2 separate regions of the Homo sapiens genome follow, and region 1 is linked to region 2. A link is a loop called in an ENCODE intact Hi-C map of the cell type or tissue named here. Cell type or tissue: CD4-positive, alpha-beta T cell. All regions are shown on one strand. Links, peaks and the distances in the headings refer to the core of each region. The heading gives the core; the rest is flanking DNA.

Region 1 (11,590 bases), core at 2,050-10,049, 220 kb before region 2:
CGGGGCGACCCGATGTGGCGGGGAGGAGTAGGAGAGACCAGGATTGGCGGGAGCGGTCCAAGGGAGTCAAGCCGGGGAGGGCGAAAAGGGTGGGGAAATCAGGGGCGTGGGGGCGTGGGGGCGTGGGGGCGGGGGGAGTGAGCGGAACCAAAGAAGCTCCGGGAGATCCGGGTGTTAAAAGCTGGTTGGATGTGAGTGGAAGGAACTCAGAATATAGGAGGAAGGAGACCCGAAACGGCACCGGAGGGATTATAAAAAAAGGAAAAGAATGGGGATGATGGTGGCCTTCCCTTCAGTGAGTGGGCTCTGGGAGAAAGGGAGGAGGTCCATCAGGCCTAGGCGGTTGAAGAAGGTTAAGAACCTTTTGGAGATGGAGGAGGTATGATGTGAAGTAGCCCACCCAGTCGAAGGCATTTACATTGCTGGCGCATTCCCTCTTCTTACCGGCCTTTTCCACCTCAGATCCCCCTGTCCTACCCATCCTAGCTTTAACTCAGCCATAATTGCCTTGCTTAATCCCAGGAACCTGGCCACTGCTCCTTGGTCCTTGGCATTATGACGGGATTCCCTTGTCACCTCTGACAGTTCCTGGCTGCGGTGTCCGCGGACTGGCTGGGGAGTGATGACAGGTAGCTATCAGAGCTCCAGCCTCCAGGCAGCTTTAGGGATTAAAACGGAGGCCAAAGCAACTCCAGACCTGTTTTTATAGCCAAATACTGAGCCTCAGGGGTTGTACACTCAGGGGCTTCCAGGAAAATGCCAGCCTTACTTTTCTGGGGTGCCTTTTAATAACCTCCAAGCACTTTGTGGACTGTTTGTCGAGGGACGGTGAATCAGAAGAATCACTATTCTGATTTCCTTTGTCTCCGAAGAGGAAGTCCCTGACTAGCTATATAACTTTGGGCGAGTTACCTCTCACTTCTTTGTGCCCCAGTGTTCTCCTTGGGAAACTGGATTTAGGTTAGATGACCTTTTAAGGCTCCTTGTATGATATTTTGTGATCTGTACATGGCAGAGTATAGATTAGGAGCCAAATTTTCCAACCTAGTGCTATGGTTCAGAATACATAGCACCCCAAGCGTCTGGCTGGAGCCGAGGATGGGTCCTCCAGTTTTTGGCACAGATGTTCCGGAGCCCAGGAAGCATCCCATAACCAACCTTCAGCCCCACCGCCACCCCCAGCGTATTCCAGAGCCGCTTCCAAACCACAGCCTATCCTCTGCTCCATTTCACTCTTGTCCTCACAGACTTTCAGCCTCCATGCTCTGAGACAACTGTGGGTAGGTACATCTCTGTTGGTGGAAATGATGCTTAAGAACCCCAAAGATTAAAGGAAACAATGTTAAGGGCTTTTGTGAGGATAAAAGATAATGGGTATATGGAATAGAAACATTTCAAATGAAGAATCAAAGCATTTCAATCAATCCACTTGGTTGTAAAAAAAAAAAAAAAAAAAAAACAAAAACAAAAAAACACCAAAGCAACTTGAATAGTAAATGGCACCAGAAGATGGCAGTCTGCTCCATAACCAGAGCAAGTGCAGTGGGAAAGCTGGACTCTCATACCCACTCACATTCATGCCTTATATAAGCCTCTCCTCCTGGTTAACCTTAACAGGGGAGTGATTCCTCTGCTGGTTGCTGTTTTTCCTTTTCTCTTACCCTATTCCTAACCTCTTTGCTTCTCTCTTTCTTTCCTTGTGTCTCTTCCTTCTCTTTTCTTTTTTCTTTTAACATATAGGGTATTTTTTTCTTTTAACATATAGGGTATTTACCTTCATTTTGTTTATTTCCATTTGTTTCCTTCTTCATTCATGTTCATCTCTGCTATTCCTTCTCCCTCCAGAAGGGATGGAAACCCTATTTTCTTTTCTCCAAGACCATGGTTGGTCTGCTTCCCTCACTCGGGCTCCTTGACAGTCTTCTAGAAGAGAGAAGGAGGAAAAGAAGCAGTTCCTGATGTTACAAATGAACAAGGATCTCCCAGGTAACCAGCTCCCCACACCCATTTCTGTTACTAATTTCTCAAACAGAAATTTCTGGTTCCCCTTCTTCCTTATCACTGAGTGAAAGGGGACAGGCATGCACATGTGCCCATACATGCATTCAGAATAGAGTGTGGGGGCAGGGGCGGTAGTTCATTCCTGTAATCCCAGCACTTTGGGAGGCTGAGTTAGGTGGATCATTTGAGGTCAGGAGTTCAAGACTAGCCTGGCCAACATACTGAAACCCTGTCTCTACTAAAAATACAAAAATTAGCCGGGCATGGTGATTCATGCCTGTAGTCCCAGCTACTCATGAGGCTGAGGCAGGAGAATCACTTTAACGGGGAGACAGAGGTTGCAGTGAGCTGAGATTGCACCACTGCACTCCAGCCTGGGTGACAGAGTGAGACTCCGTCTCAAAAAATAAAAAAAAAGAATAGAGTATGAGGCTTGTTGGCTTGTTACCATGCCCATCCTGTCCACAGCCTTAGTCTTTGAGAAAAGATGGCTGAAAGAGAGGAACTCTCCAAGTCATTCCGCAAACAAATGCCCATTTAAACATCATCCTTGTCTTGTGAAGAAAACAGGAAGAATGTCATGTACCATGTGGATCACCTTCAGTTCAAAGTTGCAGCAAAGTGAAGAAAGAAACTACTGGAAGCCACCCAGCAATGCACTGTTTAGTCATCAATTAGGAGCCCATGGGAGGATAATAGGGAGACTGGGTGGAGGCTCAGTGTGTAATAATCTCTTGTCTAATGTATGTGTGTCACTGCCATGTTGTATGAACAATAGTGAGGGCTCACATTTACTTAACACTTGTGTGCGCAAATCTGGGTTTTTCTTCCTTTCCAGAACTATGACTCGATCATAAAATCTGTTTTGTTTGCATGCATGCCCAAAACAACCCTGTAAGTAGAACATTGTCATTATCTCTGTTTTAGAGATGAGGAAACAGGCTCAGAGAAGCTCAGAAATTTGTTCAAGATCGCACAGCTAGTAAATGGCAGAAGTAGGATTGTGAACCCAGGGAATCTCCAGAGCCTCTGTGTAACCATGATGTTATATTTTTTTTCCTCTTTAAAAACAAAATTTAAAACCTTGCTATAATCTCTTATTAGGAAATGATCATAGTTTCTGACTGTGCTCTGCCTTCCCATCCTGCCAATCTCCTGGACTGGCTTGGAGAAGACAGGGGGCCCCCGAGCTTCATCTGTGACTCGAAGGAGTTTGCTGCTGTCTCCTGTGTCAGTGTCCCATCTATGCAGGATCAGCACAGGACCCCCCTCACCTTCCCACTTACACTCTAGCCTTTCCATACATTGGAATTCTCTCCTGGCCCTAGCCAGCGCTCCACACCTGTTGGTGTGCCACCTCCCTCCCTCTTCCCCCACTGGCCTTGAACAGGCAAACCCCCTAATGTCGCCACTAGGTTGGGTCCGTGACTAGGACACCTGCTAGAGGGTCTGTGCTTGGGCCTTTTCTAGGAATCCCGATGTTACTGGGTAAGTGCCAACTCTGTGGGCAGAATGCTAATGATAATCCTGTTCCCTGACCTCTTTCTCAGAAGTACCCTGGCTCACTCTCCCCAATCTCAGCTTTATAGAACAACATTTTGGTCTTGATTATTCCCATATCAAGCTGCCCCAGGGCTTCGGTAAGCTGTTAGTTGCCCCACTGCCTCAAGGCTGGGTCTGGCTGAGCTACTTCTTAGGCACACAAATAGTGGGTGTCTCCTTGGAACCTGACACAAAACTATCAGTGCTACCAAGCCTTGTAAAATAGGGAGGAAACTAATATTTCTTGAGTGGCTTCTGAGTGCCTGGTGCTTTCGCGGCTCTCTGGAGAGATTCCTTGCCCTGATGGCTTTGGTGTGTACTCCTCTCCCAGGACTTCAGCACTGAGATTTTCCCAACCCCCTGGCTTTTCCTCACCTTGGGTTGAGTTGATCCGGCACTACCACAAACCCCACCATCTGCAAACCAACCAAGATTAGGCAGTATGCCCTTTCCGTCTTGCACTGCTCTTCCAAAACTTCCATCTGTATTTCTCACACCCTCAGTAAGCAAAGCTGAGTGTGCATGGACAGAGCTGCATCCACTGCTTTCTCCCAGCGGGTGCAGTCTAATCTGACACGGGGAACACTAGGAGTTTAGCGGAATCTTCAGCCACCCTATTAATGTGTTACGCATTAGGCATTGTAGTGGAAACTCCTCTGATGGCTCATGACTATATGAACAGGAGCAATTTGGAATATAACATGTCAGCTGTGGACTGGGAAGTGCCGTGAGAGAAAACACTACCTGGGTCATAGGCTTGGGTCCCTGAGGCAACCCAGCAGGGACACTGTTGCCCATTCCTCTCATCCAGACTGCAGGTGTCTTCCTACACCTCCCTGTCCCATAGCCTCCGTCCTGTTTTTTGTTTGTTTGTTTTTCTTTGTGAATGTAGAAAAACATTTCATCATGAGCCCTAGCTCCTCAGTTTTCCACCTAACACCCACATTCCCTTGTTTCTAACTGCCGTGTTTTTCTGGAGCCTGCTGGGATCTTTGCAGTTTGCAGGTCATAGAATCAGACATGAAAAGGCTTCTCTTCCGACGTCATTGGTTCCTGGCTCCTTTACAGATGAGAACACAGGTCCAGAGGTGAGAAATGACTCTAGCAGGGTCATAGAATTTGTTAGTGCAGCTCAAGATGGGACTTAAACTCAGGCCTCCTGATCACCCATTCCCAGGCTAGGAAACAGGTCTCTGCTCGGTGTGGTGGTTCATACCTGTAATCGCAACACTTTGGGAGGCTGAGGCAGGAGCATTGCTTGAGCCCAGGAGTTCGAGACCAGTCTGAGCAACATAGTGGGACCCTGTCTCTACAAAAACTTTTAAAATTAGCTGGGCATGGTGGCACACATCTGTATTCCCAGCTACTCAGGAAGCTGAGACAGGAGGATCGCTTGAGCCCAGGAGTTGGAGGTTACTGAGCTATGATCGCACCACTGCACTCCAGCTTGGTGACAGTGAGACCCTCAAAAAAAAAAAGAAAAGAAAGAGGTCTCTACACAAGCCCGTGATTCTTCATGGCAAGGGATAACATCAGAAATGTTTCATTTTCTGCTATTAGTTTCCATTCCTTTCCCCATCCAGGCATAAAGAGAAACAAAAGACAATGATGGTATTCTCTGTGTCCTCAGCTTTGGCACTTTTGTTGATGTTGCTAAGGAGCAGTGACCTTGCTAAAAAGACTGAATAATCCACCCACTGAATAGCTAACCTGGGGAGGAAATGAAAATTTCCTTTGTGGATCTCCCCAAATCCATTGTTGTCACCAGGCCCTCCCAGAACCTCCTCAGTTCCTTCACAGTGCAACCCTGTGTACTTGGCCCGCAACCCAATAGTATTGTGCCTCACTTCACCTTCCATGGGCAACTGCCCTCCCTTCTGGACATAAAACCTCATATTTTAAATAAAGTTGAAATATGAAAAGAAAGTATGTCATAAGATATTCAGAAGTATTGTGTGTTTTGGGCTAAGGGCAGCAAGAGACTCAGAGGCAAGATTCCCTCCTTGACTCAATTTCTTGGTCACCTTGTTTTTTGTGTGTGTGTGTCCAGAAAAATTTAATAAGTTTGCTTAAATTATTATAAAGTTGAACCACTGAAATGTTCACTGAAACATTTTGACTTGCATTAATGCTTTACTTCCCCACCTACATTTACATTAAAAATTCACACACAAATGAAAATTGAAAACTGACAACACCTGACTTCTGTCTCCTATTTTTCTGCTCACAATCGTATACTTAGGTACCTTTTGACCCCATGGGGAAAAAATATCTAACATTCAGAACTACCAATGACAGGAAGCAGAGACTTTTTTTTTTTAAGAATGAAGTTTCCCCCATCATAATGGATTCTTAAGCACATTCTTCACGCATGCGGCGTGCTAGCTGGATGTCTTTTGACATAGGTGTTACACGTTTGGCATGGACAGCACACAGGTTGGTGTCTTCAAAAAGCCAACCAGATAGGCTTTGCTTGCCTCCTGCAAAGCACCACTAAGCTGCACTCTGCAACGGCAGATCTGTTTTAAAGTCCTGAGCAATTTCTCACACCAGATGCTGGAAGGGAAGTTTGCGAATCAGTTCAGTAGATGTCTGATAATGGCTAATTTCACGGAGTGCCACAGTACCAGGCCTGTAATGACGAGGTTTCTTCGCCCTCCAGTAGAGGGCGCACTCTTGTGAGCAGTTTTTTTTTTTTTTGGTGGGGGGAGGGGTGTGTGTGTGTAGTTTTTTGTTTTTTGTTTTTCCTGAGAGTCATGCTGTCACCCAGGCTGGAGTGCAATGGCGAGATCTCGTCTGGCTGCAACCTCTGCCTCCCGGGTTCAAGTGATTCTCCTGCCTCAGCCTCCGGAGTAGCTGGGATTACAGGGGCGTGCCACCACGCCCGGCTAATTTTTATATTTTTAGTGGAGACAGGGTTTCACCATGTTGGCCAGGCTGGTTTCGAACTCCTGACCTCAGATGATCCACCCGCCTCAGCCTCCCAAAGTGCTGAGATTACAGGCGTGAGCCATGCCCCTGGCCCCCAGTTTTTGTATTTTTTTAATAGTCGAGGTTTTGCCATGTTGGGCAGGCTGGTGTCGAACTCCAGGCCCCAAGTGATCCGCCCGCCTTGGCCTCCTGAAGTGCTGGAATTACACGCGTGAGCCACCTCGCCCAGCCGGAGCAGCTTTTGTAGGCAGTTGCTTCCTGGGTGCTTTACCTTCAGTCAATTTGTGAGCAATCTGCTTTGTGTGAGACTGTGAGAGAGACCTCCTTACTTACTCCCCTTCTTCGGCTAGAGCTCAGGGAGCTAGAGATGGTCCTGGTTAGAGAACTACCTTATTTCCTAAAAGTCCTATTCTCATTCTGCTGGAGTCCCCTCTGGCTATGCAAATGCTGAGGGGAAGGAGTTTTGGAGGACTTAGGCAGTCCTGATGTAAGACACTCCCAACAGGATCCTATCATCATTTTGGGTAGTGGGAAATTTACCAGGGCCCAGCTCTTCTCTGGAACCCAGCACCAACTGCTTTAACCAACAGTTAAAGGGAAGAGCTTGGGAAAAGCCCTGCGTTTCTCCTTGGGTGGGGAAATCCTTCCTTAAGAAGACCATCTGAGTTACATTCTGCTTCTTCTTCTTCTTTTTTTTTTTTTGAGACAGAGTCTCACTCTGTCGCTAGGCCAGAGTGCAGTGACGCAGTCTCGGCTCACTGCAACCTCTGTCTCCCAGCTTCAAGCGATTCCCCTGCCTCAGCCTCCCGAGTAGCTGGGACTACAGGCGTGCGCCACCACGCCCAGCTAATTTTTGTATTTTTAGTAGAGACGGGGTTTCACCATGTTGGCCAGGATGGTCTCTATCTCTTGACCACGCGATCCGCCCACCTCGGCCTCCCAAAGGGTTGGGATTACAGGTGTGAGCCACTGTGCCGGCCTACATTCTGCTCCTTAAGTGCTGGATGAAAGAGCAAAGCCCTTATCAAAGGCAACCCCCTAAGGCAACGGAGGAGAAATATGGAAAGGAAAAGCAAAGACGTCTGCCTAATTCAGAATGGAGTGATACATTATAAAAGGAGGGAGTCCTTGAAAAAGATTAAGTTCTAACAGGATTGACTTCTACATCACCTGAATAATGAAACAATCCAATTACCCTCAAAGTAATTAGAATGTTCCTAATAGGGAAGCCCTACCCTGAGAATAACAGATGCCTCCTCATTACATCATAATGGCCAAGTTGTGATGTCGGCACAGAGAATTTACTCTTCACTAAGTGTTGTAAGTGAAACAAGATATGCTGAAGAGCAGAATCAGCATGAGGAGCAGACACCCCAGGAGAGGTAAGTGGGTTCTCTCCATGGCTTATTGTCCAGGGTCTCTGTGGCCCCAACCTCACTGCAGATTTCTCACATTTTAACTTGAGGTTAGGTGTGTCTAAACTCTTTTCTCCACTAACCTTCAGTGCAGCTTTTGCTATCCCAAGTCTATCCGAAATCCTCAATCATTGCAGTTCTTACTAATCAGCTCTCCAGCTCTGATATTTCTTAGGAGACACAGCACAGGGTATTGGAGTATGATTTCCCCAGACGGCACAGAAACTCTCCATATCCATTTGGTTAGTCCCAGGGGTAGATCCAGGTTTTTGGGTGCCTGAAGTGTGCAACTTTTGGAGCCCCCTTTAAGACAAATAAATACAAGATTGGGGGGGAAAGTGAATATTTGTTTTAGAATGAGAAAAGCTGTCAACGAATAATTTTTTTAAAAGCTGTCAAAAATTGTCTACCCGACAAACCTATATATTGCTCTACGTTTTTTAAGCTGCCTGCTCTTTGATAGCCTTTTCATATGATGATTATGTTTTCCTAAAGAGAAAAGTAATTCAGTCTTCCAGAAAGATTTATCATATTTCAAAAATTCCGGCCCCCCCCCTTTTTTAATTTTTTTATTTTTTTATTTATTTTATTTATTTTATTTTATTTTGAGCCAGATTCTCACTGTGTCACCCAGGCTGGAGTGCAGTGACGAAATCACAGCTCACTATAGCCTCAACCTCCTGGGCCCAAGTGAGTCTCCCACCTCAGCCTCCCAAGTAGCTGGGACCGCAAGCATGCACTACCACAGCTAATTTTTTTTTTTTTCTGAGGAGATGGGATTTTGCCATGTTGCCCGGGCTGGTCTCAAACTCCTGAACTCAATCAGTCTGCCTGCCTCGGCCTCCCAAAGTGCTGGGATTACAGGAATGAGCCACTGCCCTTGGCCTTTTTTGTTTGTTTGTTTGTTTGTTTTTGAGACAGAGTCTCGCACTGTGGCCCAGGCTGGAGTGCAGTAGTGCAATCTCATTTCACTGCAAGCTCCACCTCTCAGGTTCACGACATTCTCCTGCCTCAGCCTCCTGAGTAGCTGGGACTACAGGCGCCCACCACCATGCCCGGCTAATTTTTTGGTATTTTTAGTGGAGACAGAGTTTCACCGTGTTAGCCAGGATGGTCTTGATCTCCTGACCTCGTGATCTGCCCGCCTTGGCCTCCCAATTTTTTTTTTTTTTTTTTGAGAGAGAGAGACAGGATCTTGCTGTGTTGCCCAGGCGATCCTCCTGCCTCAGTCTCCCAAGTGCTGGGTTTACAGACATGAGCCATGCACCAGGCCACATTTTTAAAATTCTTGATAGTTTACAAAAATGTTATCTTCACACCTTGTAGTGATAATGTCACAGATTTTTAGGATTTTTGTCAAACTTGTAGTGTTTCAAATTTGTAATAACTAATGTCATATACTATTTGAATTGGTGACATTATTTCTGGAAGCTATGCATATTAGTTTACTAGGGTTGCCATAGCAAAATAGCACAGGTTGGGTGACTTGAACAACAAATTTATTTTCTCAGTTCTGAAAGCTAGATGCTCAAGATCAAGGTGTTAGGAGAGTTGCTTTTTTCTGAGGTCTCTCCTTGGCTTCTAAACGGCTATCTTCTCCCTGTGCCTTCACATGCTCTTTCCTCTGTGTGCACATACACACCTGTGTCCAAATTTCCTCTCATAAGGACACCAGTGACACTGTATTAGAATCCACCCTATAGACCTCATTATTTTATTTCGAGATGGGGTCTCGCTCTGTCACTCAGACTGGAGAACAGTGGTGCGATCACGTTTCACTGAAGCCTCAGTCTCCTGGGCTCAAGCAATCCTCCCACCTCAGTCTCCCAAGTAGCTGGGACTACAGGCACACATCATCACACTGGGCTAATTTTTTATTTTCTGTAGAGATGGGGGACGGGGTCTCACTGTGTTGCTCAGGCTGGTCTCAAGCTCCTGGGCTCAAGTGATCCTCCCGCCTTGGCCTCCCATAGTGCTGGGATTACAGGTGTGAGCCACTGCGCCCAGATCCTAAAGACCTCATTTTAACACAGTTACCTCTTTAAAGATCTTATCTCCAAACACGGTTACATTCTGAAGTACTAGGGGTTAAGACTTTAACATGAATTTTTGGAGGGATATAGTTCAGTTCATAACATTATAACTACATGGGGATACTTTATTCACAGAAGTAACTGTAAAGCACTTAAGTATACCTACTAAACCCACACTAAATGTATTCCTGCTCGGCACAGTGGCTCATGCCTGTAATCCCAACACTTTGGGAGGCCAAGGTGGGCAGATTGCTTGAGCTCAGGAGTTTGAGACCAACCTGGGCCACAAAAAAGTACAACAAATTAGCCAGGTGTGGTGGTGTGCCTGTAGTCCCAGCTACTTGGGAGGCTGAAGTGGGAGGATCACCTGAGCCTGGGGAGGTCATCTTTTTCTTGTTTTTTTTTTTTTTGTTTGCCTTTTAAAATTTTTGTATTTCAATAGGTTTTGGGGAACAGGTGGTGTTTGGTTACATGGATAAGTTCTTTAGTGGTGATTTCTGAGATTCTGGTGCACCCATCACCTAAGCAGTGTACACTGCAAGCAATGTGTAGTCTTTTTTTTTTTTTTTTTTTTTTTAGATGGAGTTTCACTCTTGTCGCCCAGGCTGTAGTGCAATGGCTCCATCTCAACTCATTGCAACCTCCGCCTCCTGGGTTCAAGCGATTCTCCTGCCTCAGCCTCCCGAGTAGTTGGGATTACAGGCGTGCGCCACCACGCCCAGCTAATTTTGTATTTTTAGTGGAGACGCGGTTTCACCATGTTGGCCAGGCTGGTCTTGAACTCCTGACCTCAGGTGATCCGCCCACCTCGGCCTCCCAAAGTGCTGGGATTACAGGCATGAGCCACTGTGCCCAGCCCAATGTGTAGTCTTTTATCCCTCACTCCCCTCCTACTCTTTCCCCCAACCCCAGTCCCCAAATTCCATTGTATCATTCTTGCACCTTTATGTACTCAAATAACTTCTAGGCTTAATTGTTTGTTAAACAATCCAATAGTAAAGATATCCATCTTACCGGAAATGTCTCAGAAGAATAATTTTGTTACTATCTTTAAAAGTGTGAAAGCAACCAGAGGAGGAAAAAATACAGTAAACTTTAGCTCAATTAAGTTTGAGGTTGCAGTCAAGAAATGTGAAATTATTAATATACTGGGTTTTTCTACTGACTTCTACATCCATAATTGCAGAATAAAAATTAAGATTCAAAAATTTCTCTTTTTTTTTAAATTTTACTTTAAGTTCTGGGCTACATGTGGAGAACGTCCAGGTTTGTTACATAGGTATACATGGGCCATGGTGGTTTGCTGCCCCCGTCAACTCATCATCTAGGAGAACTCAGTCTTAACCAATTACCATTTAAGTATATTTTTTCAAACTTTACAAAAACCTACAATCATGTTAACACATTGCTGGGGCTCCTCCCATGCTTTGGGTGAGGTCTGTGCAGGGAAGGACTCTGAAACTTTAGAATCCTTAGCTATAGAATAGGGTTGTCCAATTTTTTTGCTTCCCTGGGGCTACGTTGGAAGAAGAATTGTCTTGGACCTCGCATAAAATACACTAACACTAATGATAGCTGATGAACAAAAATAACAACAACAAAATCACAAAAACTCAAAATGTTTTAAGAAAGTTTATGAATTTGTGTTGGGCTGCATTCAAAGCTGAG
Region 2 (11,590 bases), core at 2,246-10,245:
CCAACGTGGCAAAACCCCGTCTCTACTAAAAATACAAAAGTTAACCAGGCGTGGTGGCGGGCGCCTGTAGTCCCAGTTACTCAGGAGGCTGAGGCAGGAGAATCACTTGAACCCAGGAGGCGGAGGTTGCAGTGAACCGAAATCGTGCCATTGCACTCCAGCCTGGGCAACGAGCAAGACTCTCTCTCAGAAAAAAAAAAAAATAAGAGAGAAGATCTTGGGTTAGAGCTGCATACCATCTGCTTTATTTGCACTATTACTATACAACATGGTTTTGTGTACAGAACCTTTTGTACTGTATTAACATTGAGTCCAATCTAGCTGATCAAGTATCTGGAATATAATTATCTTCCTGCTATTTTCTAAACTGGTTCTCATTGATGTTAGTATTGCTACTGTACATAGTTGATCTTTTTTGTTTTTTTGAGACGGAGTCTCGCTCTGTCGCCCAGGCTGGAGTGCAGTGGCGCGATCTCGACTCACTGCAAGCTCCGCCTCCCAGGTTCACGCCATTCTGCCTCAGCCTCCTGAGTAGCTGGGACTACAGGCACCTGCCGCCACGCCTGGCTAATTTTTTGTATTTTTAGTAGAGACAGGGTTTCACCATGTTAGCCAGGATGGTCTCGATCTCCTGACGTCGTGATCCGCCTGCCTCGACCTCTCAAAGTGCTAGGATTACAGGCGTGAGCCACCGTGCCCGGCCGCCTAGTTGATCTTAATTCTGGTAGGAAATTTGGAAATCATCTAGTGCAGCCCCTCCTTTTTCTCAATCATGACATTTGAGACTCGGGCACAGTGGTTTATACCTTAATCTCAGCACTTTGGGAGGACCGGGGTGGGAGGATTACTTGAGCCCTGGAGGCTGAGGCTGCAGTGAGCCATGATCATGCCACTGCACTCCAGCCTGGGTGACAGAGTAAAACACTGTCTAAAAAGAAAGATATTGAGACCCAAATTACTTAAGTGATTTACCCAGTTACCTTCCTTCATGGAATTTGAGTGAAACTTTCTTTCCGTTTTACATGGATTTATTGTTCAGGATAACCTAGATTGGTGGTTTCCAAGCTTTTTAATAGAACTTTTTTTTTCCTTAAAAAAAAAAAAAATCTCACCTAGTCCGGGTGCGGTGACTCACGCCTGTAATTCCAGCACTTTGGGAGGCCAAGGCGGGGGGATTGCTTGAGCCCAGGAGTTCGAACCAGCCTAGGCAACATGATGAAACCCCGCCTCTGTAAAAAATACCGAAATTAGCCAGGTATGGTGGCGTGCGCCTGCAGTCCCAGCTGCCCGGTAGGCTGAAGCAGGAGAATCGCTTGAACCTGGGAGGCGGAGGTTGTGGTGAGCCTAGATCATGCCATTGCACTCCATCCTGGGCAACAAGAGCAAAACTCTGTCTCAAAAAAAAAAAAAGAAAAACATGTGAGCTCATGCCTGTAATCCCAGCACTTTGGGAGGCCAAGGCGGGCAGATCACTTGAGGTCAGGAGTTTGAGACCAGCCTGTCCAACAGGATGAAACCCCATATCTACTAAAAATACAAAAATTAGCCAGGCATGGTGGTGGGCACCTGTAATCCCAGCTACTCAGGAGGCTGAGGCATGAGACTGGTTTGAAGCCAGGGGGCAGAGGTCGCAGTGAGGCGAGATTGCACCACTGCATCCAGCCTGGGTGACAGAGTGAGACTCCATCTCAGAAAAAAAAAAAAAAAAAAAAAAAATATTGAGCTCTAATACATAAAACCTAATAGACAGGACCCAATTCTGAAACCCCATCCAGTTGGCTTGAAGTAATTTCAGGAACTTTAGGGCGCTGAAAAACATTCCTCTAAGTATTTATTTCTTGAGTTTGTTATTGTGCAAATTCATATATTTCATCATAATATTTTGGTTGAAATTAGAAAGTAGTAGTAATAGGCAATCCAAAAAAATGGATACAGAACATAATGAAGTCTTAAACTTTATTCAGAGTAAGAACACTTTGTAGAAATAAGTACACTTCATATTTGTACATCCCTGCTAGACAGTTTGAAGCCCCTGGAAATTATTTTACATTTATTTGAGTTATTTATAACATGTGAATTGGCTTCGAGGTGTTGAAAATATTCTAGACTTGCACACCAAGAATTACCAATAAGACCCTGACCTAGTTAGGGCTTTTTGTAGTCTTTTCTTTAGTGTAGAAGTCAAAGAAACCGATACAGATATGTCTTGATAGGCTCATATGCTATAATTGGTTGGATATTAGAAAGCCTGATTTTTAAAAAGCCATGAATGAGTCTTCACTTCATGAATCTGACTTGATTCTTTTTCATTCAATAGGAAAAAGCTCCTCAATTTCTGAAGAGAAAGGTGACTCTGATGATGAGAAACCAAGGAAAGGAGAAAGACGATCATCTAGGGTCAGACAGGTAACTCAGATACCTCCTAAAGCATTACCTCTTCAGTAATGCTTTGGATATCTTCTCTTCTTCAGACTTGTTTTGAGTTTGTATGTCTCTACATTTAGGGGTTTTGTTTTTCTTTTTTGGGACAGAGTCTGGCTCTGTCGCCTAGGCTGGAGTGCAGTGGCACAATCACAGCTTACTACAGCCTCGACCTCCTAGGCTTAAGCAGTCCTTCCACCTCAGCCTCCCAAAGGATTGGGATTACAGGCATGAGCCACTGCCTGGCCTCTAGATTTCTTTGTGGTTATCTTCCTTCTCCTCTTTGTCATCTTTTTGTTGTTCGTTTTGTCTTTTTATTTAGATCTGCTCTGCCTTTTAGATTTCTAAGTGAATATTTTTTAAAAGTTTAAATTTGAAAATTAGCAGGCTGCTCTGTATTCTTAAAGCACATTATTAGACAAGATATGACATAATTAACCATTCAATCAAAGCTTTAAAGTTATATAACACTAAGTGGGCAGAATACAAAAATGTTATGTGTAGTGTAATTATGACTGTACAAAGGAAATGATTAGAGGAAAGAACAAAAAGAAATATACCAAAATGATAAAAAGATAATCGTATTAATTGATAGTAGGTTAGTTCCTTTCAGCCCCCTATCCACCCTTTTACTTTCCAGATGTTCTGCTAATATTTTACTGAAAAAAAAAAAAAGGGGGTGCTTGAAGCTAAAATTTAAACTACATACAAGTAGCTTCATTGTGATATTTCTTTTGGTCACTTTGTTTTGATTCCCCTAAGGGCTACGTTAGTCATGATTGTCTCCTGTCACTCCTGTTTCTGTTGCTGAAAGTATATATCATTGAATTTCTCCTTCCTAGGGGTGTCTTCATTAGATACTTTCTCTCCTCTGTTGACTGTGAGCAAATACATTTGGAGCCATTGTGTATCTGTTCTTTCAGGCAAGAGCAGCTAAACTGTCTGAGGGCAGCCAACCTGCTGAGGAGGAAGAGGATCAAGAAACACCTTCCAGAAACCTAAGGGTCAGAGCAGATCGAAATTTGAAAACAGAGGAGGAAGAAGAGGAGGAGGAGGAGGAGGAAGAAGATGATGAAGAAGAGGAAGGTGATGATGAGGGACAAAAATCTAGGGAGGCACCAATCCTGAAAGAGTTTAAGGAAGAAGGGGAAGAGATACCTAGAGTAAAACCAGAGGAGATGATGGATGAGAGACCCAAAACAAGATCCCAGGAACAGGAGGTGTTAGAGAGAGGAGGGAGATTTACAAGATCCCAGGAAGAGGCTAGAAAAAGTCATCTGGCCAGACAGCAGCAGGAGAAGGAAATGAAAACAACATCTCCCCTTGAGGAGGAAGAAAGAGAAATAAAATCTTCACAAGGCTTAAAGGAAAAATCGAAGTCTCCTTCCCCTCCTCGACTGACTGAAGATCGAAAGAAGGCCTCACTTGTAGCGCTGCCAGAGCAAACTGCCAGCGAGGAGGAGACTCCTCCACCTTTACTAACAAAGGAAGCATCTTCTCCACCACCTCATCCACAGCTCCATAGCGAAGAAGAAATAGAGCCCATGGAAGGCCCAGCCCCCGCTGTCCTCATTCAGTTATCTCCTCCTAATACAGATGCTGACACCAGGGAGCTATTAGTATCTCAGCATACTGTCCAGTTGGTAGGAGGCCTGTCTCCTTTGTCAAGTCCTTCAGACACCAAAGCAGAATCTCCAGCAGAGAAAGTGCCAGAGGAGAGTGTCCTGCCTCTGGTTCAGAAAAGCACACTGGCTGACTACTCAGCCCAGAAGGATCTTGAACCTGAGTCAGACAGATCTGCTCAGCCCCTCCCTCTAAAAATTGAGGAATTAGCACTGGCCAAAGGAATCACTGAAGAATGTCTGAAACAGCCATCTTTGGAACAGAAGGAAGGCAGAAGAGCTTCTCATACCCTTCTCCCAAGCCACAGATTGAAACAGTCAGCTGATTCATCCTCTAGCCGGTCCTCCTCATCTTCCTCCTCCAGTTCTAGATCAAGATCTCGCTCTCCTGACAGTTCAGGTTCTCGGTCTCATTCACCGCTCAGATCCAAGCAGAGAGATGTAGCCCAGGCACGTACTCATGCCAACCCTCGTGGTAGACCCAAGATGGGCTCCAGATCAACATCAGAGTCCAGATCAAGGTCACGTTCACGTTCTCGTTCAGCATCAAGCAACAGCAGAAAAGTGAGTATGAGAGAATCCCGGGTGTATTAATGTTCTGTCATATTCCAGTGGTTTTCATTTCAGCCCCTGGAGAGCCTGTCATGATTTCTGAAAGGAATAGGAAAAGCCTCCTTTACTCTCCTTCACTGATTACTTTCTCCTCATTTCAGAATCGTATTTTCAATTAACTGATTCCCGAAATGGGGTTCTTTTTCATTTTGAGTCCCTTGATAGAATGTTGAATTTATGTACTCATCTCCTCCACTAGATGGAAACTTCTTGAGGATGTGGGCATGCCCTTTTACGTGTGTGTCCCAGGATCTAGCATCTAGTTAAAACTTAATAATTTGTTAAATAAGTGGTCAAGGAGACCACTAAATGGGAATAAACACAGACAAAATGGGAGTAAACACAGACAAAAAGGTCCAGAGTATAAAATTTGGTCCATGGAAACTGGAAAACTCAGCAATCTACTGAATATATACCATATACAATAATTTTCCTTGTTATGTGTTTCATTTTGTTTTAGTCTCTGAGCCCTGGAGTCTCCAGGGACAGCAGCACCAGCTATACTGAAACCAAAGATCCCTCTTCTGGTCAGGAGGTTGCAACTCCACCAGTGCCACAACTGCAGGTCTGTGAGCCAAAGGAGAGGACTTCCACCTCCTCATCCTCTGTCCAAGCAAGGCGTCTGAGTCAGCCTGAATCAGCTGAAAAGCATGTGACCCAGAGGTTACAGCCTGAGCGGGTAGGCTATTGTGACCCCTCCCTACACAGAGATGGAGGATTAAGCAAGATCTTCCCTCTTGTCTTTGCTATAAAACTAAAAAGTTAAGTCTGGACAAGGTTCAGTAGAAATGTGGTGGATACCTGTTAATCCTGCTTAACTCATTTCCAGCTCCCTGGTTCGTAGAAGTTCTACATGAGGCTGAGCAGCAGGGTTATCTCCAGGGCCCCCAGGGTCAATTCTTCCTCATAACTCCTCCTTTTATCTGCCAAAAGGAAGTCAGCCTTTTCTCAGTTCTCTCAAAAAAGAATTCTGTCAGAACAAGGATCACTGAGGAAAAGGAAAAAAATTAAAAATTCTGATAAAATGATTACTGGCATAAATATTCTTGAAGTACCTATTTTTAAGCCATGTTCCTTTCCTTATTCTAAAATGAAATAACAGATACAGAGGGCCGTGTGTGGAGCTGGTACTGTGTATGTCCTGCCCTGCCTTTTTCAGGCTCCAGGTAGAAGAAAAGGAACCAAGCAGATCTAAATGTTTTGCTCTGTTCGTTTTTGCTATCTCCTGACAGGGGAGCCCAAAGAAGTGTGAAGCTGAAGAGGCAGAGCCACCAGCTGCCACACAGCCCCAAACCTCAGAGACTCAGACCTCTCATCTGCCAGAATCAGAAAGAATTCATCACACTGTGTAAGTGATATATCTCGACCGGGGTATAACAGGGAACTATGAGTGTGCGATAGTTCTTCGCTCCCTAGGGTTCTTTGACTAAGCAGTCCTAGTTTCCTTTTAAAACATAAAGGCAGAGCTTTATCTGGACAAAGGCTAGACTTCAGTTACTATGTTGGGAGCTGCCACCTTTAAGGTAACCTGAAAAGTGGTCGTCAGGGCACAAGGAAAACTCACCTGGGATCATCCAGCCAAAATAGTCAACTCCTTTAAGATTTAGGCAATAGAAGCTTCTGCTTCCACACTCAAAACCATGTAAGGGAATTGACTCCGGGCATCTTAATCTTTAACTCATGTTTACCTAGGAACCCAGTTTAATAAAGGATATTGAGGGTCTTAATAAAGGCACAGCTGGGTGCTATTTTTTAGTTTGTGCATTTTCCCTAGTTCCCTAGTTACTACCTGTCATTAAGCTATCCTAGTTCTGCTAGGATATCCTAGTTCTTACAGCATACAGTACAGCAAATTATGAAGTTCCTTTCAAGTCAGAAGTTTGTTCCTGGGCCCTTAAGACCATTTGATTGAACTTAAAATTTATACAATTAATGTGAGTTTTTAAAATCTTTATATTAAGTCCTAGAGAAATACTCATATCAGGTTAAATTAGAATTAAATAGGTATGTCATTCATTCTTCTGAGATAGGTATTATAAATTAAGAAGCCAATGAGCCAGAATTCCTGGCTTCAAAGTCTCCTGGGAAATGAAAAAATGAAGCCTTATGGGAATAAGATTGCGTAGCTTTTAGACATCAGGAACCCTGAACTGCTTTGTAGAATGTCCTGTGTAGACTGTTAGCCTAAAGTTATTCTATACTTGTTTTTATGCCATATTAACACTAATGCTACCAGTATGATTTCCCCTATATGTAATTGTCTAATAATTTATACTCTTCTGAGAGCTTCAAACTGTACTTTAACTCTGACTTTTGGAGGGTAGTGGGCAGGTGACATGATTTATCTCATTTGCCTGTGACTTTAATGATAGTTTTATAGACCTTACTATATAGCTTTTACCTGGGGGTATACCCTTGCTGAGGGGTATAATCCTTGTCGATTCTGACAGTCTTACCTCTGCTGCCATCTTGTGGCTGTTAACATTTTTTGTTTGGCAGCCAAAAGTTCACTCTACTTCCTTTGAAATTTTTTGGTTTTTCCCTTCTGGAATGGGTACGCTATCCTTTGGAAAAGGGTTTTTCTTCTGGGACCATAAAGTGAAAACTCAGCGGATTCTGGAAGGTATTCAGGATTCCCCAGCTACATCATCGATGAGGAAATGGGGTGACATTTTCTCTTCCATATCCCTCAACCAGACATAATACCTGCCCCCCTCCTCCCAATTCCATGGAGGTACATTTTACATTCCATTTTACAAAAGCATGTCCTTTGTGAAATGGCAGTTTTGAAGTGGGTATTGACAGCCTGCTACTAATTGGGCCTGAGGAACTGCTTCCGATGCACCTTGGGAAGAAAGTGATTTTCTGAAAAGCTCTTTGCTAGCCTTAAAATTCTGTGGGTTTATGAGATCCTAGCAACAGAAAGGCATTTTATTTTGTTTTGAAGCAGCTTTTTTTCTGGACATTCCCATGCAAGTCCAGGGCACATGAAGCTTGGAGTCATAGAGTTTCCTGTCCCCCCACTCCAGGTAAAGGTGGTTTTGATCTTCATTTTATGACTGAGATAATTTAGTCACATTGATTCTAATAAGATGATAGGCAAGTGGCATCTTGGGCAAATACTTAGATTGTCCATTGTTGCCTAGGCCCGCTTCAGTGGAGTAGTGTATAGAAGGGAAATGCAGTCTTCACTGAGGAGCAGTTCACACACATCACTCGTACCTGCTTTCCTTCTACCTGCCTATCACATGGGTTGTTCAACATTCTAACAAAACAGCATGCCCAGAAGCCTAAACCCATAGGCATTGGATCTGGTAAATAAATCTTTGAGAAGGTTGCATACATTTCTGGAGGCCCTACCACAACTGATTAACAACACCCTTCCTGGTCTCTCACCCCTCCAGAGTGTTAAGTGTGCAGTCTGGCAGCCCTCTAGAGCTCTGGCCAATTTTGAAAGCGTAATCAACAATGCTAAATGGAAAAGACCATTTATGGCATGGCCAGGCGTGGTGACTCATGCCTGTAATTGCAGCACTTTGGGAGGCCAAGGCAGGTGGATCACCTGAGGTCAGGAATTCGAGACCAGCCTGACCAACATGGTGAAACCCCGTCTCTACTAAAAATACAAAATTAGCCGGGCATGGTGTGCACCTGTAATCCCAGTTACTCAGGAGGCTGAGACAGGAGAATCGCCTGAACCCGGGAGGCGGAAGGTGCGGTGAGCTGAGATCACGCCATTGCACTCCAGCCTGGGCAACAAGAGCGAAACTCCGTCTCAAAAAAAAAAAATGGAAAAGACCATTTATGGCCTAACCTTGGTTTTTCTGTCTGTCTCAACAAGAAGTCATATGACTTTAAAAAACAGAGCAGTAAAGTGTTAAAAAAAAAAAAAATTAGACTTCAAGGACCTGTCACCATTTGGAAGAGATTGACTGACTTTTTGCTGTGTTTGGTTAAATCCATTCTGATTCTGATTGTGCCTGAGGAATTCTAAATTTATGAGGTAAGGTGTCTTTTTCATTGCTTGGAGCAGGAATTTGTGGGTCCTCAGTCCTGTTTCAGTTGAGTGCTGTTCAAAACTCTGGTCTTCTGCCTTGTATGGGTATAACAAAAATGTCCCCATATAGCAGAAAATAATGGTATTCTCTTTTTACTTAAAAAAAAAAAAAAAAAAAGGGGAAGAAAGAAAAGAGGGGATTTGTTTGTGTGGGCAGCTGTATCATTCAGCTGTAGTTAATTCAGACCTGGATTTCTCTAGATACAACCTTCCTGTATGCACAGACCTAGCAGGCAATAGCAGTTTTAGGCTCTTGGTACAATGCATGTTTGTCCTTCTGCCTGTGTAGGAGGAAGGTATTGGTTCCTTAAGCCAATATGATGGTGTAATTGATATTCCCCAGGGGACATACAATGCCAATATCCCAAATGATGCATGAAAAAGCAGAATTTGTTGTCATCAATAGAGTTTGCTCCACTGAGAAATTATCTAAGGACATATACCCCAAAATCATACTGTTCTAGGTTATCTTGGGACCAGTATGCTTCTGAGGGTATCTAGTCCCACTGTTTCTTATTAAATTTTCACGTCAGTTTTTCAGCTCCTCGTGAATTTTCTATAATAACTAAAATTTCAGCATATATGCCTATAGGAATTTCCTTTTCCATTAGCTTCTCTGAATCTCATATTCACATATGAGTTGTAATGTGATATTATTAGCCTCCAAGTAGTTGTACCCTTTTCTTCTGGGCTTCTTTGTGTACTGTTTACTTATGGGTAGATATCCCCACTGCTTATTCTGTGCAGTTTCACAGACTGTTAAGCTATGTTGGGCTCTGACACATGGTTAACAAGGTTTTGGTACTAGTCCTGCAAGTAGATAGAGTCCATTTTGGGGACAGTTTCAAGGATTCCTCTTTATCTTTTTTCTTTTTTGGAGACAGAGTCTCACTCTGTCACCCAGGCTGGAGTGCAGTGGCCCGATCTCTGCTCACTGCAACCTCCGCCTCCTGGGTTCAAGCAATTATCATGCCTCAGCCTCCTGAGTATCTGGGACTATAGACGCGGCTGCCACACCCTGCTAATTTTTCTATTTTTAATAGAGATGGGGTTTCACCATGTTGGCCAGGCTGGTCTCAAACTCCTGGCCTCAGGCAGTCCTCCTGTCTCAGCCTCCCAAAGTGTTGGTATTACAGGCGTGAGCCACCATGCCCGGCCCTCATTATTGTCTGAAAATAAAATGTTCGGAATTGTTGGGTCCCACAGAATTGATCATGGGGAAATAGAAAACACACGCCTCTTGTGTCTTAAGAGGGTAAAGGAGAACGTGGTAAGATTCTTATTCTTAAAAAAAAGAAATTTTCGGCCGGGCATGATGGCTCACGCCTGTGATCCCAGCACTTTGGGAGGCCGAGACGCGCGAATCACAAGGTCAGAAGATCGAGACCATCCTAGCTGACACAGTGAAACCCCGTTTCTACTAAAAATACAAAAAATTAGCCGGGTGTAATGGAGGGTGCCTGTAGTCCCAGCTGCTCGGGAGGCTGAGGCAGGAGAATGGTGTGAACCCCGGAGGCGGAGCTTGCAGTGAGCTGAGATTGTGCCACTGCACTCCAGCCTGGGCAACAGAGTGAGACTCCGTCTCAAAAAAAAAAAAAAAAAGGAATTTTCAATAACAAAATTTCTCAAAATCAGCCACTTCTGCAGAGGCATATTAGCAGCTGAGAGTATTTTAGGACAGTGGATAAACAGAGCATTTTATTTGAGGATGGCTGAAGGTAACATTTTCTGTGGTGTAACATTGTTTGTGGGGATTCTATTAAAAAAATTTTTTTCTTTTTTTGAGATGGAGTTTTGCTCTTGTTGCCCAGGCTGGAGTGCAATGGCACGATCTCGGCTCACCACAACCTCTGCATCCTGGGTTCAAGTGATTCTCCTGCCTCAGCCTCCCGAGTAGCTGGGATTACAGGCATGCACCACCACGCCCAGCCAATTTTGTGTTTTTAGTAGAGACAGGGTTTCTCCATGTTGGTCAGGCTGGTGATCCGCCCACCTCAGCCTCCCAAAGTGCTGGGATTACAGGCGTGAGCCACCATGCCCAGCCAAAAAATTTTTTTTTCAATAAGAAAACTTTTAGGTTAGCAAGCATTTAGTAAGTGTCCACTTGGTACCCACAATGACACCCTAATTCAGAAATAGTTAGGGAACATTACTTTGTGTTAGGCCCTGGGCTAGGGGCCAAGAGATGCAATCCCTACCCTTGAGGAATTATGCAGGGTAGAGATGGGGGGCAGATAAAGTAGCAGTTATTATACAGAGTGATAAGGGCATTGCTGAAAACCTGTCATGCCAATCACTGAATGGCTTTGCCTCAGAAAACAAGCAGTCTACTCTTTTGAGGAAACTCAGAGCCCCAGAGGTGGCATCAGATGAGATAATGGCCTATTAAGTGTGCATGTATTTTACATGTATCTGTACCTTCACTTGGGGTGTCCTCCAAGCCAGACTCTTAAGAGCTAACACTTAACTACACTGTTCCATGAAATAGGTATTGTCACTATGCCCACTTTGCAGATTACAAGACAGATATACAGAACCAGGAACTTGCCTACTATCACACAACTTTTAACAGAGTGGGGCTAGCCAGTCTGACTCCAGAGTCTTCACTCTTAACCCTGAGCAGACAGGGACCACTATGTGAAAGGAAACATTTAAAGTAATGTATAAATATGGCCACTTTAGCATGCAGTTGGCATTGTAAGTGTAAGATTTTAAGCAGCGGGGAGAAAATTTCATTCCTAGCTTAAAAGCTCAAATGTTACACGAGACACTGAGCTTTGGTTCTCAGAAGTTTATCTTAGTGTAAACTTCTACTGCCACTAGGACACAAAAGGAACATCTCTGCAGTCAACAAATAAGCATTTTGAGTATCTACTGA

The links. Peaks named below come from ENCODE experiments on the same cell type or tissue, not always from the same donor. Only the 100,000 strongest peaks of a DNase experiment are listed, where the experiment ranks them.
Region 1: a loop joins it to region 2, with 2.9 times the contacts of the local background. A loop is called at or near these places in 8 of 110 quality-filtered maps.

Annotation. Positions count from the first base shown.
Region 1 is chr14:23,289,797-23,301,386 of GRCh38, reverse strand. It overlaps PPP1R3E (protein phosphatase 1 regulatory subunit 3E), which reads left to right. Exons shown (of 5, transcript NM_001276318.2): 2 at 1-89; 3 at 523-629; 4 at 1,846-1,986; 5 at 2,470-5,735. It also overlaps the pseudogene H3P37. Among named protein-coding and RNA genes, the nearest start is that of PPP1R3E, 7.3 kb to the left of the region's middle. RefSeq lists enhancers at 1-81, 6,942-7,806 and a silencer at 5,978-6,290. In CD4-positive, alpha-beta T cell, for the core only: CTCF peaks have their summits at 5,996 and 6,196 (motif pointing right); a DNase peak (open chromatin) is centred at 6,216.
Region 2 is chr14:23,072,564-23,084,153 of GRCh38, reverse strand. It overlaps ACIN1 (apoptotic chromatin condensation inducer 1), which reads left to right. Exons shown (of 19, transcript NM_001386863.1): 5 at 2,318-2,406; 6 at 3,345-4,607; 7 at 5,116-5,334; 8 at 5,888-6,003. LOC124903288 (a long non-coding RNA gene) reads right to left here and starts at 5,888. Exons shown (of 2, transcript XR_007064077.1): 1 at 5,457-5,888; 2 at 1,940-4,694. RefSeq lists an enhancer at 4,563-5,762. In CD4-positive, alpha-beta T cell, for the core only: CTCF peaks have their summits at 6,904 and 7,108 (motif pointing left); DNase peaks (open chromatin) are centred at 5,263 and 7,123.